Regions from separate parts of the Mus musculus genome. Here region 1 is linked to region 2. The links are chromatin loops, found by intact Hi-C in ENCODE. Cell type or tissue: left cerebral cortex. All regions are shown on one strand. Links, peaks and the distances in the headings refer to the core of each region. The heading gives the core; the rest is flanking DNA.

Region 1 (6,649 bases), core at 1-5,000, 110 kb after region 2:
CTTTACAAAAAATACTTCAGAATAAATGTCATGTACCATGCAAATTTACTTCCACTGTGTATAGCAATGTAAATATAATAGACCTCAAGATAATAGTTATCTGCTTCTTAATGATTCTCATTTCAGATCATTTTAAAATCTACCCTTTGAACTTGTATTTGCTCAAAGCATGGGCCCACAGCATCCAATTAAAGTTGCATATCTGGTCAAATAAAGCTATAATAACTTGTTTCGCTTTTGTAAATGATATGGAAAGGTGTATTACAAAGCTTCCTTTACCAACAGGAAGCCACCATCACATTTCAAACATCTGTCTACTCTGACATCTTGCAAACAGGACACAGTAGGTGCATGAGTGGATGCAAACAGTGCTGTAGGTGGGCATTTTTATAACCGGTCTGGTTTTCTAACAAAAGCAGCAACATCGCTCTGCAGAAGGATATACGATGTGAGGAACGTACGATGGGCACAAGTACTGCTTCTTTTTCCCCTTCCCTTTCTTGGAAGACTTTTCTTTAGCACAAGCGTCTTCAAACAACAAGGACATTAAAATAAAAAAGGAGATTGCCAACGAAAACTTCATCTTGAAAACGGAAGTTTCAGCAGCTCAATCTAGGAGAGAAAACAAGAAGGTATTCACACTTAGGGAGCATGTGATAAGCCTGTGACTTCCCTTTAAGGAGCTTCTCATGATGGCTACCCAACGGGCAATCGTATCTCAAATCCTACATCACTGAACGTTTGAGTGTCCTTTATATAGCAGGAAAGCCTATTTATAGTCATGGTGAGACTCAGTTCAAGTAAAGATATAGAGAAAACCAGGTTCTAGTAACAGACAATTGGAGATTGTACAATTTCCAAATCTGGGATTATATGAAATTAAAATTTGGCATTAAGTTGGAGAGTATTTCAAAATAGGTTCATACCTGTAAGGATACTTAACCCACTGTTAAAATGGTTCACTCTAGCTAGAACACTTGATGTCAAATTTTAAAATGTAGGTTGTATGGATTTCTATGCTTTTTTTTTTTTTTCAAAAAAAAATCACTAACGGACTTAATTCAAAGGAAAGCAACAAACAGAAAGGTAAAGGAAGACTGGCATGAAACACTCTAAACTCACTGCTTGTAAAATATCATTAAATTTGCATGCTACTTTGTACCCTAAAAATGCCATGCAGTAAGTTGACTTGTTAGTTTTCCCATTCGTGTGGGAACTCTTGTACCAGTCATCTTCAAAAGATAGTTCTGAGTAATAGTAAAGAAACAAAACTGGAAGTGTGCTTCAGATAATGTTCCTACCTACAAATTAACATCACTGCCTATGCCCAGAAGAGAATATCCTTGCCAAAGTACAATAAACAATACAGCAAACCCTCAAGCATTTACTAACAGCAGAATAGCTAAAAACAAACAACAACAAAAAACAAAACAAAACATCAACAACAAAAAAACCCTCTTCTGTGTGCTTTGTTTTCAGATCATAAAATTGTTTTCTGCAAACTGAGACCTAAACGCCCAATTCCCATCCCACTCTGTTATCTGGAGCACCAGTGTCCTGTATTTACCCGCCCCCTCTTCTCAGGTTCACCCCATATTTATCCTATACACCCCCAAAGCAGGCCCAAAGGGCATGTCACTAGGTCCTTCACCCGCAGCCACCTCTACCACTCTGGGATGAGAGTCCCAGTACTGCAATAGGTCTGTCCCCACTTGGCTCACAGCCCCTTATCCTCCTGGAGCGATGCTAGCTGCTACAGCCGGGCTCCCGCGCGACCCTTGTCCGCAAGGCTCTGTGGCTTTCCAGAACGGCCGGCCGCTGCAGGGCCAGGTGAGCCTCCCCACAGCACCCCAGGGCCCTCGGCGCCTCTGGTCCCCAAACCCCGGCCCCGGCCCCCGCGGGCATCGGACACTGCGTCTTGCACCGAGCCCGCCTCGGGCCCCAGCTCGGCCCCGCCGCAGTGCGCAGACCCGAAGCCCGCGCCGCAGGGAGCTCGCCGCCAGGCCTTACCGCACGCGCCCCTCAGCCCTCCGCCGAGGTGACGGCGGCGCAGGTGGCGGGCGCAGAGGCAGCTGCGACCAGCGAGTCCCGCCGCCGCCCGCGCCACCGCCGCCACCGCCGCCGCCGCCGAGTTTGACGCGCCTGCTCCGCCCCTGAGCGTGCGCCGTGGCGCGCCGCGGACAACTGCGGGGACCGCGGGCGGCGGAGGTCGCCACCGAGAGGGACGAGACGCTGCACGGTGGTGGTGGGGACGGGGATAAGGGAGGGAGAAGGGACCTTAGGGCTCTTTGGAGGGCATCATCGCAGGACCCCAGCGGGAGACTGTTAGAAAAGGAGCTAAAATAAAGGAGCAGGGCTCAAGAGGAGGTTTGTGGCACTAACTACATGATGTGGGACAGCAGTTGGCCTTCCTGAACCAAAGTGGACGAGATTCCTGTGGTTTCATCATCTTCTCTTTCTGCCTTCTATCTTAATGTCGGAATGATAATTCCAATTTCTGAAGTCTGATCTTTCTACTCAGGCTTCATGTGGTCAGAATCATTACAGTAGTATAGCATACATAGTGCAAGGAATGCTGCTCCTAACATTGGTTGCACAGTTGACATTGAGCACAACAGGGTCCCTTCATAGTGTCGCCACTGACCCTCAGTGTGTCTAGACAACTGTACATCCTTCTCAATTTTATAGACGGTGAAATTGAAATTCATGCCATTAAGAGATTCAATCACCTGGAGTTTACAGATCTTAAAAGAGATTTAGCAGTGATTTTGCATGGCAGTGCCAGTTAGTTTTTGCCTTTTGGTACTAAACTACTCTAGCTTTCATTTCCATAGTTAAGAAACAACTTCTTTTAAACTTAAGCACCCTACCCATTCCTTTAAGACCCCACAGGAGTTCATTCCCTCTCTTCATACAATTTCCCTTTCTGTGGGAAAATTGATGCCCCTTGCTTCTGTCGAATAAACGCAGTTTTGTTTGCTGAGGTCAGACTGTATCTCGGAATCCCATCTGCTTTCCTCAAGCTACTGCTGGAATATTATTATGCCCGTGCCTCCATGCCCACCTGATAATAACTCTTAAGGGAAGCCTAGCAGATTTGAACCCAAGTGAGCATGGTCCAGCCTTGTATGTAGAAGAGCAGATGTTCCACTAATTCATGTATAGGCCTGTTAAACATGAGAGAGGGGCATTCCCTCCACCCAGACACTGTCTTTCAGCTCCACAAAGCTTTCTGTGTCACAAGGGCAGCAATAACTAGGAAGCAATCCTTATTTCCATTGCTAAGTCACAGCTGCCTTGTTTTAAAGCTTCACTAAATAGAACAGCATGCCTTTTTTAATTATATCAAAACATGACCACACATTTTATTTTATTTTATTTTTATGTTTTGGATTTGTCAATTTGGTATCTCTTTCACATTTTTAAATATTTATTTATTTTTAACTGTCTTCATTAATTAAACTAATAAAATTTATTTTAAAATATACAATTCAGTATTTACATTTTTAAATCATCAAAATAATTTATAATAGTTAAATGCCTCTTAAATATACATGATATCTTCTGAAGCTAAAAGTAACACGCACTCAAACAGTTTTTAAGGTCTATTAGAAACATTAAACACAATAGAAGTAGAAAAAAATTCTCTTATGAAGTCCTCTATGTAAGGAAATTGTGACAGGTTCCTGATTAGACAGAAACAGTTCTGTGGCTTCATAGAATGAATTGGGAAGTGTTCCTTCTGTTTCTAGTTTGTGGAATAGTTTGAAGAGTATTGGTATTAGGTCTTCTTTGAAGGTTTGATAGAATTCTGCACTAAACCCATCTGGTCCGGAGCTTTTTTTTTTTTTTTTTTTTTTTTTTTTTTTGGTTGGAAGACTTTTAATGACTGCTTCTATTTCATTAGGGCTTATGGGATTGTTTAGATGGTTTATCTGATCCTGACTTAACTTTGGTCTTTGCTATCTGTCTAGAAAACTGTTCATTTCATCCAGATTTTCCAGTTTTGTTGAATGTAGGCTTTTGTAATAGGATCTGATGATTTTTTTGAATTTCCTCAGTTTCTGTTGTTATATCTCCCTTTTCATTTCTGATTTTGTTAATTTGGATACTGTCTCTTTTGGCTGAAAGTTGATTTTAGTCTATATTAGAATGGCTACTTCAGCTTGTTTCTTGGGACCATTTGCTTGGAAAATTATTTTCCAACCTCTTACTCTGAGGTAGTGTCTGTCTTTGACACTGAGGTGAATTTCTTGTATGCAGCAAAATTCTGGGTTCTGTTTATGTAAGCAGTATGTTTTTCTATGTCTTTTTATTTGGGAATTGAGTCCTTTGGTATTAAGAGATATTAGTGATTCTTGCTTCCTGTTATTTTTTATGTTATTACGTTTGTGGGGCTATCTTCTTTTGGGTTTGTTTAAAGATTACTTTCTTACTTTTCTAGGGTGTAGTTTCCCTTCTTGTGTTGGAGTTTTCCATCTATTATCCTTTGTAGGGCTGGATTTGTGGAAAGATACCATATAAATTTGTTTCTGTCAGGGAATATCTTGGTTTCTTCATCTATGATAATTGAGAGTTTTGCTGGGTATGGTAGCCTGGGCTGGCATTTGAGTTCTCTTGGGGTCTGTATGACATCTGCCCAGGATCTTCTAGCTTTCATAGTCTCTGGTGAGAAGTCTGGTAATAATTCTGATTAAGTGTGGTGTAATTCTGATAGGTCTGCCTTTATATGTTACTTGACATTTTTCCCTTACTGCTTTTAATATTCTCTTTGTTTTGTGCATTTGGTGTTTTGACTATTATGTAATGGGAGGGATTTCTTTTCTATAACCATGCATTTCTAAGTCTATTGGTCTTGCAAACTTTATATGCCTCAGTACAGGGGAACACCAGGCCCAAGAAGTGGGAGAGGGTGGGTAGGGGAGTTGGGGGGAGGGTACAGGGGGCTTTTGGAATAGCATTGGAAATGTAAATGAAGAAAATACCTAATTAAAAAAATAATTTAAAAAAGGGGTTATAAAGGCTTACTATGCACATTGTACACCATGTAGCATTTGGAGAAAAGATCATATAAGGAATAAGAAGTGAGTGTTGAAAATGAATAAAACCTGAGTTTTACTCAGGAGAGTCTGAGCAATGACATAGATTTAGCTCTTACCCAATAATGTTTGGACCCATGCTCAGAATCTCCACAACTAGTTCAGTTTTCCTGCTAAATGTGCGAATACATACACATATGAAGTATTTTAAAAAGTATGCCCTGGCTTCAGGAAACTAGAAGTCCTGCTGCTTAAATGGCCTTACTCCTGTTCCTCAACTGTTATGGGTCAACCACTTCTATAAGTCAGGGAGAACTGCTTGTGGAGACACTTCTCAGGGTGCACTGCTTTGCAGTCCCTCCCCAACCCCCACCCCCACACACACAAACAATCACAAATTTCTTGAGACTGTCTTGCCCCACAAGTGTACCTTCACACCTCTATCAACTTCCTTATATGAAGAACTCTGCCCGTTCTTGTAAGATATCATAGGAGTTCCCTCCTTTTCACACCACTTCCCCTCCTCAAAGGACAGTTGATGCCCATTGCTGCTGCCCTAATAAATGCAGTTTTGTCTGCTGAGGTCAGACTTTTGTCTCTTTCCTGCCTTTTATTCCTTTATTCTGTACTCTGAAATCTAACAATTTTAAAGGAAAAGGGGGCTGTTCATTAAAATGTACCAAGAAGTTGTGATGGATTGGTGGGGTTTTGTGCCCAAAGCTTAGGGGACAGAGTTAACGATCTTGCATGAGTACAGTTACACTCACAATTTTGAATATTTTTCTACAAATATGACCACCTTGTAGTAACATGGTTGTTGACTGTGATAATGTGAAAGAAGACTCTTCTTTTTTTTTTTTTTTTTTTTTTTTTTTTTTTTTATTTTATTTTTTTTCCATTTTTTATTAGGTATTTAGCTCATTTACATTTCCAATGCTATACCAAAAGTCCCCCTTACCCACCCACCCCCACTCCCCTACCCACCCACTCCCCCCCTTTGGCCCTGGCGTTCCCCTATACCGGGGCACACAAAGTCTGCATGTCCAATGGGCCTCTCTTTCCAGTGATGGCCGACTAGGCCATCTTTTGATACATATGCAGCTAGAGTCAAGAGCTCAGGGGTACTGGTTAGTTCATAATGTTGTTCCACCTATAGGGTTGAAGATCCCTTTAGCTCCTTGGGTACTTTCTCTAGCTCCTCCATTGGGAGCCCTGTGATCCATCCATTAGCTGACTGTGAGCATCCACTTCTGTGTTTGCTAGGCCCCGGCATAGTCTCACAAGAGACAGCTACATCTGGGTCCTTTCAGTAAAATCTTGCTAGTGTATGCAATGGTGTCAGCATTTGGAAGCTGATTATGGGGTGGATCCCTGGATATGGCAGTCTCTACATGGTCCATCCTTTCATCTCAGCTCCATACTTTGTTTCTGTAACTCCTTCCATGGGTGTTTTGTTCCCACTTCTAAGGAGGGGCATAGTGTCCACACTTCAGTCTTCATTTTTCTTGAGTTTCATGTGTTTAGGAAATTGTATCTTATATCGTGGGTATCCTAGGTTTTGGGCTAGTATCCACTTATCAGTGAGTACATAATGTGTGAGTTCCTTTGTG
Region 2 (8,338 bases), core at 1,306-6,305:
GTTCTTTTCCATACTCACAGTAAACCACTCATACAGGACCTCAGAGGCTTCTCCTCATGAAAAGTATAGCATTACCGAGTCTCCCAAAACCATTAGAAAGACCACTGAAGTAAATGATCAGAAAGCATTTGTTATTGGGATAATATTCATTTATTCTCTGACAATTAGAAGGTACTAGGGAGATTGTGGTACTGGATGGATGGATGGATGGATGGATGGATGGATGGATGGATGAATGGGTGGATTGAATCGGTGGATGGATGAATGGGTGGATGGGTGGGTGGCTGGCTGGATGGATGGATGGATGGGTGGATAGGTGGATGGGTGGATGGGTGGATAAATGGGTGGATAGGTGGATAAATGGGTGGATGGATAAAAGATTGGATTCTGAGGTTCCTCACTGCTTTCAACTCTTGCTAAAATGATAGTCTCAATTTTCTCTCTTCTTTGAGCTTTACATTTTTCTCATAATAAAAGCTTATTTAAACATTCATTTGAACAAAATCCAAAAAGAAAGGAAAGGGGGAGCAAGGGATCAGTGGGGAGAGGAGAAGGGCTTGAAAAGAAGAAAAAAAAAAAAAAAAAACAAGGCAGAGAGGAAAAAGAAAAAAAAAAACACATTGGAAGTCTGTCTTTGTCTTCTCTGGTATCCATGGAAACAAAATGGGAACAAACAGGTACTTTCATCATCTGGTTGTGACTGAAAAGGTGTGGGAGCTGAGTGCAGCAGAGTACATTCTAGATCAGAATAAAATGACTTCCTTTCATTTAACTCTTACACCATTCAGTAGACATCCTTAGACATTTAACTCTATGTCAGCCTCAGTGTTCCTGAGTAGGAGCATCCATCTCACACAGTTAAGTACTAAGCAGATCCACTCCTCTGACAAAACGATAGCCCTTCATTCTAAAGCTTTGCTTTCTTACAAACAAATCTTAACAAATAACTTTTGTTCTGTGCACTCATTAGGATAAAGAATAATCTTGTTTAGAAGCAGCAATTAGTAATTCATACAATGCAAAATTGTCATAGCCTCCTTAGGTTTCCGGAGAAAATGGGGGAAAGACATTGTTGATCTTGCTTGTCAATGTACTTAATGCTGTTGTATCTTTTCTATGAAAGATGACTAAATAGAGTAAGGAAACAAATTATCTATTTGCACTGGGGTAAAACCCACAGCAGCCTCTAAGTGGCCATGTTTACCTTGATACATGGGGCAAGACAGACTTTTATTTATTTAACCTGGAAGTTGTGGTTATTTGGTTGTGCACACATATGCCTCCTCTGCTCTCATCTCCTTTCTTCCCTTTAAAGAGTTAAATTAATTGTATCATTTTTACTATTCTTAGCCCCCTGCCTCCAAGGCAAATATTTGTCTTTGCAAGTTTTAGAAATTTTACCACTTGCCAATGTGCACTCTAGAAAATTCTGTTTGCAGAGCCTCATTTCTTTTACTGTGGCATATCAGTGATCTGTAGTAGTCAGTAAGCTTACAGCATTGGAGTTGCAAAGTCAAGGTCCTGGGTTCTCCTGAGGCATTGTTTCTCTTGTTTCTTCCTGTTGTTTTAGTGCCTGGTATACTGCTCTGTGGGTGGGGCAGTCTTATGATTTGGGAATGTATAGTTTAGAATGTTTGCTTTTGTGACTTTTTTAAAGGAAAAAAATCTATTTCAAAAAAATGAAGGCTTGAATATACTGCATTTTAGAACTATGGTCAGATATATAAAATTCAGTATGTAAAAGAAAACAATGTATTTGTTCCTTGTGGGTGTACTCTTGCCACGTATCTCATTTCAGTACAATTCATACTAGAAATAAACCCAGTCAACGATATTAGCCTGAGGATACATGCCACACAAAGTACAATCTCTGAGCCTTAAAGAGCCCCAGTACAGTGGCTCGGCACCTGTTGGAACAGAGAAACATTCGTTTAGTTTGGTGGCTGTATTTGTTAGTTTCCCAGTTAGCTCATCTCTTTATTTGTTACCAACGATCAACTTCTTGCTTATTAAATATTTTCAAAATGTTTTAATATTTCAGAATCTTTGTGTAACCCTACTTGTCAGCGCACTGTGACACTGCATTTGTGCATACAAATGCAGCTCGGTACAATTCAGCTCAAGTTGCATGCCAAACTGTAACTCACAAGAAACGGAAACTTCTTTGGTAGCGCAGGAATGGCCTAATTCAGTAGGTAAATAGGACAATTAAAGACGCCTTTCACATTTATTTAAAACATTTTGTTTGTGTCTGTTATGTAATAACATGTATTGCATTGGGATACTTTTCTGTAATATTCTATTACATTTTAAATTTTTATTCAATTATTTATTTGGAGGGGGCATGTGGAGGTCAGAGGACAATCAATATCCAGGCGTCATTTCTCTCCTTCTCCTCTCAGAGACCAGGGAGTAATCCCAGGTCCATCAGTTTGAAGGAAATGTTTTTACCCACTGAGCCATCTAGTGTCTCTTCTATGAGGAAGTTCTCTGTGTATCTCTCTCTCTCTCTTTCTATCTCTGACTCCATTTTCAACAATCTCTCTCTCTCTCTCTCTCTCTCTCTCTCTCTCTCTCTCTCTCTCTCTCTCTCTCTCTCTCTCTCTCTCTCTGCCTCTTTCCTCAACATTAGCATATTAAGAGAACTATCCTTAAAAGGCTCTTTCAGAAAAACTAGAATTCTGGTCTTATAAATGACCAGAAGCACATTATCACCCTATGCATTTCTTCATTTATTTGTTTGCGGACACGGTTTGCAAACTGGCCTGTTGATGTCCCTGGTGTTAAAGAACTAAAGCACAGAATACATGACAGGCTTTGGGGGGCGGGGGTGAGGTGGGGTGTGGGTGGGATGGCAACCGGTTGTGGGAACACTGCCTTGGGCATTTCCTCTGGTGATTTTCCGCTCTGTTACAGGGGAACCAAAGTGGGAGGTGAACCACCTGCAAATCTTCCCCCGAATTGTTATCTATGGCATGGAAGCTAAGAACACCAAGGCAGGAAACATCTGCCAGCCTGGAGGCCGGAAATGGTAGCAGCTGGGAGCGCGCAGGATGCTGCCTCTGCACGGGGACCTAGTCCTCGGCCTCGGGCGACCTCGCACTTGCCCAGCAACTGGACACCAGTCATTCTGCCTAAAGCCTTGCCAGAGCGTCCTCAGGAGTTCCAGATCCCTATGCAGAGGCCAGGGGCTGATACTGAAAACTACAAAAGCTAAAATGGCTGGTCTGCGACTTCTTCAAATTTTAAAACTCAGCCGGATGCAATCGCTTCCGAGTCATCCTCAGTCTCCAGTCGCCTTTGCCTGAGCCTGCGACCCTGGAACAAAGCACGCGCGGCTGGTGAGCACTCAGGCCACCCTCGCCTCTACTTGGGCGTAGCTTCAGGGAACTGAGAATGCACCTAGCTTCTGTTCCCCGCCTTCCTCATCCCTGCTCTGCCGGCGATCAGGTTGAGGTTTGTATCTGGTAGGCATCCCCATCAACAGCCTCATCCCCCGCTGCCCGCATTCTCAGCCCTTCGGGGTCTCCATTCTCTTAGCATCCCTTCCATGCCCGCTCACACAAGCCAGTCAGGGCCTGCGTCAGTCTCGTGCCCGCGCCCCTCGGGTGGGCATTATGTAACAGCCCCGGGCCCAACTCCTCAACCATTGCAATAACTTGTCCCGTGCAATAGGACGACGTGGGGCTTGCGGGGACTGTAGGTCGAAGCTGCCCTGCCAGGCTACCGGACTAAGGCATGAGATCTATCCAACAGTCCCACAGCGCGCCCTGGGGAACAGCGTGTTCTCTTTTGGTAGAGTGCCAATAGGCGCGCAAGAGGGAGGGGGTTGGGAGATCCTCTTTAGAGGCGCCAGAATCAAGCAAGAACCCCCTGAATTCGAAAGAACAGTCCAAGTCCAACCCCTACCCCAGATTCTAGGGTGCACATACTGCGCATACTGTTCAGTGCCTTTTGTCCCCACTTCACTGCCCGCCGGTCAGTGGGGGTCCCAAAGATTACAGCCACCTTCTCGCTGTACCTTCACACGCACGCGCGTGTTCAGTCACTCCCACCCACACATGACAAGCCAGCAACACACACACACACACACACACACACACACACACACACACACACACACACACACAGGCACACCATCCTTCACTGGCATTCACAGGCTTGCTTTCCCTGTGTCCCTGTGCAGCACTGGAAAGATATGAATATTCATTACTTACAAGCATTGGTGACTGCGAAACTGTTGGCTACCTCCAAATTGTCGATATGGGGTGTCAGTCTGAACTCCGAAGTGGAAAACTGAACCATCCCTACCCGAAATGCACTGTATTCTTGATCAGCGCCCCTTGGAAATAGCCCCCCTGCAAAAATAAACAGCAAGCAAGAGAACGATGTCAGAGCCCTGGAGAGATAAGAGTGGGATGCTAGCACCCAACAGCCCCAGAGTCTCTTATTCACACTACCCGCTATAATAAACGTAATCAGTGAGTTGGGCAGCAAGGATCCAAAAGGTGCTCAACGGATCCAAGGCAAGGGGGAGAGTCTAAAGACCAAAAAGATTCTCCCTTTTAATCTTGAGCTTTGCGATCATTTCCCTGAAAATCTGAGCACACTAGGAGATGCCTTCAAGGCAGAAGTAACGCAGTACCCGGTCAGAAATGAACAGATCCTTTCCCCTCTATTGTGTCAAAAGGCATAGTCATTTCTTTTTGCTTCAGCCTAAGAAAATCATGTATATTCTAGGTAGTTTCAATCTGGAATGCAGTCAAGGTATGACATAAGTCTACATGACATGAATTAATTTGCACACTGTGAACAAAGATTACCACCAAATTATGCACAATTCAAAGGCATAACACAAAAGGTACCTACCTATCTGTATGCTGTTAGAAGAGACACCAAAAATCAGTCCCCATAAAACAGGAGAAAGGAGGACAGAAATATGCATAATCTTTTGCATTTCCAAGAAAAGTAGAGCATCCACAAAATATCCCCTCGTTTCCCTTTCCTCCTTTTCCTTCTTTGACCGTTTTCCTCAGCAAATTAGATCCTCTGCATTTTGAGGTCGAAATTTAGCAAGGAGCTGCTAAAACCACGAAGTGAAGGCAGAAGAATCCTTATCTCCCAGGTTTAGCTGGTGGCTGTTGATGCCTGCGTCCTGTCCCTGCTCCTGAAGTCCGAGGACTGGCTGAATGCAGTTTTTAGCTGAGCTGCTGCTGTGGTCCCGGTGTCTGGGAATATCAGCACCCTCCCGTGCACTCACACAATCACCCTCTCTCGAGCTCTCTTCTCCCTCTCTCCTCTCTCACACGCGCGCGCACACACATACACACACATACACACACACACACGCACACACACAGGAAAGTCACAGAGAGGGGCAGGCAGTCCCGGGCGCGCGTGCGCGACTCGAGGCAGGCGGCGAGCTCGCGCACCCACCCCTCCCCCGCACAGCGCCCCGCACCCCGCACAGCCCTGGCAGCTTCTGCGCGGTGCCGAGAAAGCGCGGCTCAGAGCCGGGCAGCCTGGTGCCTCTTAGAGACCTCCAGTCTTGCGCATTCGATTTTAGCACCGCGGACAGCGCTTTGGTCCCTGCTATGGGCTGAGGTTGCAGGGTTTACTGTAGCTGCAGAGATGTTCCAGCCAGATCCAAATGCTGCAAAACTGATTTCCGGTTGCTATGCCTAGGAAGCCGAACTGCTAATTGCTGTTGGCGGCGAAGCTTTCTTCCGTAGGGCCCTGTTTTACATTGAGCACAACGAATATGATTTGATTGTCTCAAAATCCACTTAGCAGTATCCACACACTGCCTTCTGCCTCAGCTGACCCAGATAAAAAGCAAACAAAATACTCCCTGAAGGGACAACTCCCAAAATCGTGAACTTTAGCTTCCTATAATGCAAGCATAATCTCAGGGAAACCCAAAATTCTATCCTTAACTATAAAAGGATGCCAAGACCCGGGTAACTCGATCAAACCTTTGAAAGACTTCGTGTAGGAATCCATCTTTAGAGTATGCCCCTTTGGATAGTGGTTCGATTGTTCAAGCCACATTGCCTGTGGATTGCTCTTGTACTACAGTGCAGACTCCCCCCTGCTGTAGAGTCATGTAGACTTGGCTCTTAGATGTCCGTTTTGTATAGAGATTGAAAGAACCGTAGGTTTCTGCGGGGGGGGGGGGGGGGGTAGTAGTCTAGAATGGATGTATCACTCTTAGTTACAAACCAGATACCCCATTACATTATGGCCTTAAGTTTCAAAAATAATCACTGCCTCAAGGAAGTAGGTTACCTCATTACACCGAGCCTGCTTGGGTATCTGGATTGTAACGAATACATTAAAAATTAAAGTTTGTGAGAAGGGGCTTGGTAAAGCATAGCGATGATTGTATATGCCTGTGAAATCTATGTTCAAAACTCCACTTCATGCCAAGCCATCTCTATATACCTGCGTGGCAAGTCTCTCTGCAGCCTCAGAAATTCTTTACCAAATTGTATGTGTTTTGTTTTAAACAGAGAAATGAAAGAGGTCTCATTTCAGAGATCTGTTGCCAGGAGCCAGGAGATTGAAGCTGACAGCATCAAAGGGAAAACTGGCTGATGGCCCAAAGTGCATGAAAGCACACCATAGTTAAACCTTATGGAGAAAATGTGACTTTAATATCACACATGGTTTTTAACCATCATAAATCATACTTTGCCTTAGTCACTGGGTCTAAAAGTCCCTATTTATTAAAACAAATTTTAAAATACATGTTTCTCATGAAAATGAGAAGGAATGAAGAAAAGCAAAAAAGCAAAGTAATACCCGTGACTTCCAAATATTGTAAGCTTGTGATTTTAAGTCATTCTCCACCCCCTCTGTTACTCACTCTCTTTCTCCTCCCCTGTTTCCCCCTCTGTCTGTGTTTGTGTGTGTGTGTGTGTGTGTGTGTGTGTGTGTGTGTGTGTGCGTGTGTGTGTGGGAGGGGGGTGTTTGTTCCTAAGGCAAGAATGCATAACATATGTATAATATACTAAAGTTATAAGCTGACATATTCTGGGTGAAAATACCTTCTTTTTATAACCAATAATTCATCTCACCTGTGAATCAAAAATTTCACATTCATTTAAACAGGTCCTCTAAATAGGAACATACAAAGCCTTGTAGAAAATCAATAAGAATACAATTATAGGTAAAACAAGAATTATAAATACCCCAACTTGTTACATAAAGAATAATCAAACAAATTACACACATTTTCACCTCTACTTCTGACACCCAGCACAAGAGTGGTTTGAAGTTTATGAACTTCTAATAGAACCAGGTCAACAGATACAGCAAGGAAAATGTCTCAGTAACATGCTTCTTATACTTGCTGTTCAATGTCTGCCACCAGAGCATCTTCGGTCTCATCCAAAGTGCTCTGGGATGATAGTTGATGATAAAGGGACAGGAGCTTGATTATGGAAAAAATGTATGATACTATTAATGTGTCTGGCAAGCAAATTAAAATTTAAAATAAAGGGACTCTTCGAAAGCAGCTTTCATTTTAACCTATTTGAAATTCAAGGGCAGTCATGAACTCAAAATTGACTGGATTTCATCCTTAAAGAACATGAACTTGCTGAATCATAGTGCTTTATCCCCATGGAATATAAACAACCTTATCAAACATTACATTCTGCTGGTAAATTGTAATTGTACATAGTCTATAACATTTTATCAGGCATTTTTGAAATGTGATTGCTACTCTAGTAGCAAATCTATGTTCAAAACTTAGGTAAACATCTGACATTCACACAGCTAGAAACATTTCCTACTAAAACTAACATAATTACATTAATATGATCTTCCATGAAGCTTTTCAATGCACTACATTAAGTAGTAGATATTCTTTTCACCACAGAATGCTGTCTAAGTATAATGACTTTAAACTGAATGGAGTAAATGGTTATACAGTAAATAGAAAAATACTGATGTTTGTTTTTTTATAAGCATAAAGATCACCCATTAAAGCCACAAAGCTTCGTGTTTCTTGAATACTTAAATTTATCAATAACAAAATCAATTTTGAATATTACAAAGAAATTGAATAGAACAATAGGTTCTAAGGACCTAGTTGCTGTTTTCTGCCCTCTGCTGTTCACTCCTGGAAACTCTGTAGCTCTTAAGCAGCCTTTCAGATACAAGAAAATTCACAAAAAGTAAAAATCAATATTATCTTTCTCATTGATTGTTTCAGTGGTTGGTTGCTGCTGTTGTTTTTATTGAAATATATTTATATTGAAATATAATTTGTAGGATGATAACAGTTAGATATATATTTTCTCATTCTTAGTCCACCTTTATTTCAATTATA

Evidence for each region. Hi-C counts contacts between places; a loop is a spot of excess contacts. Peaks named below come from ENCODE experiments on the same cell type or tissue, not always from the same donor. Only the 100,000 strongest peaks of a DNase experiment are listed, where the experiment ranks them.
Region 1: a loop joins it to region 2, with 5 times the contacts of the local background. A loop is called at or near these places in 2 of 42 quality-filtered maps.

The regions. Positions count from the first base shown.
Region 1 is chr3:80,911,507-80,918,155 of GRCm38, forward strand. It overlaps Glrb (glycine receptor, beta subunit), which reads right to left and starts at 2,154. Exons shown (of 10, transcript NM_010298.6): 1 at 2,011-2,154; 2 at 462-612. The coding sequence starts at 583. In left cerebral cortex, for the core only: CTCF peaks have their summits at 1,985 and 2,236; DNase peaks (open chromatin) are centred at 609, 1,713 and 2,191; H3K4me3 peaks cover 1,854 bases; H3K27ac peaks cover 1,208 bases.
Region 2 is chr3:80,797,428-80,805,765 of GRCm38, forward strand. Gria2 (glutamate receptor, ionotropic, AMPA2 (alpha 2)) reads right to left here and starts at 5,266. Exons shown (of 16, transcript NM_013540.4): 1 at 4,870-5,266; 2 at 4,218-4,358. The coding sequence starts at 4,957. In left cerebral cortex, for the core only: CTCF peaks have their summits at 2,468 and 3,000; DNase peaks (open chromatin) are centred at 3,001, 3,754, 4,234, 4,778 and 1 more place; H3K4me3 peaks cover 4,756 bases; H3K27ac peaks cover 4,914 bases.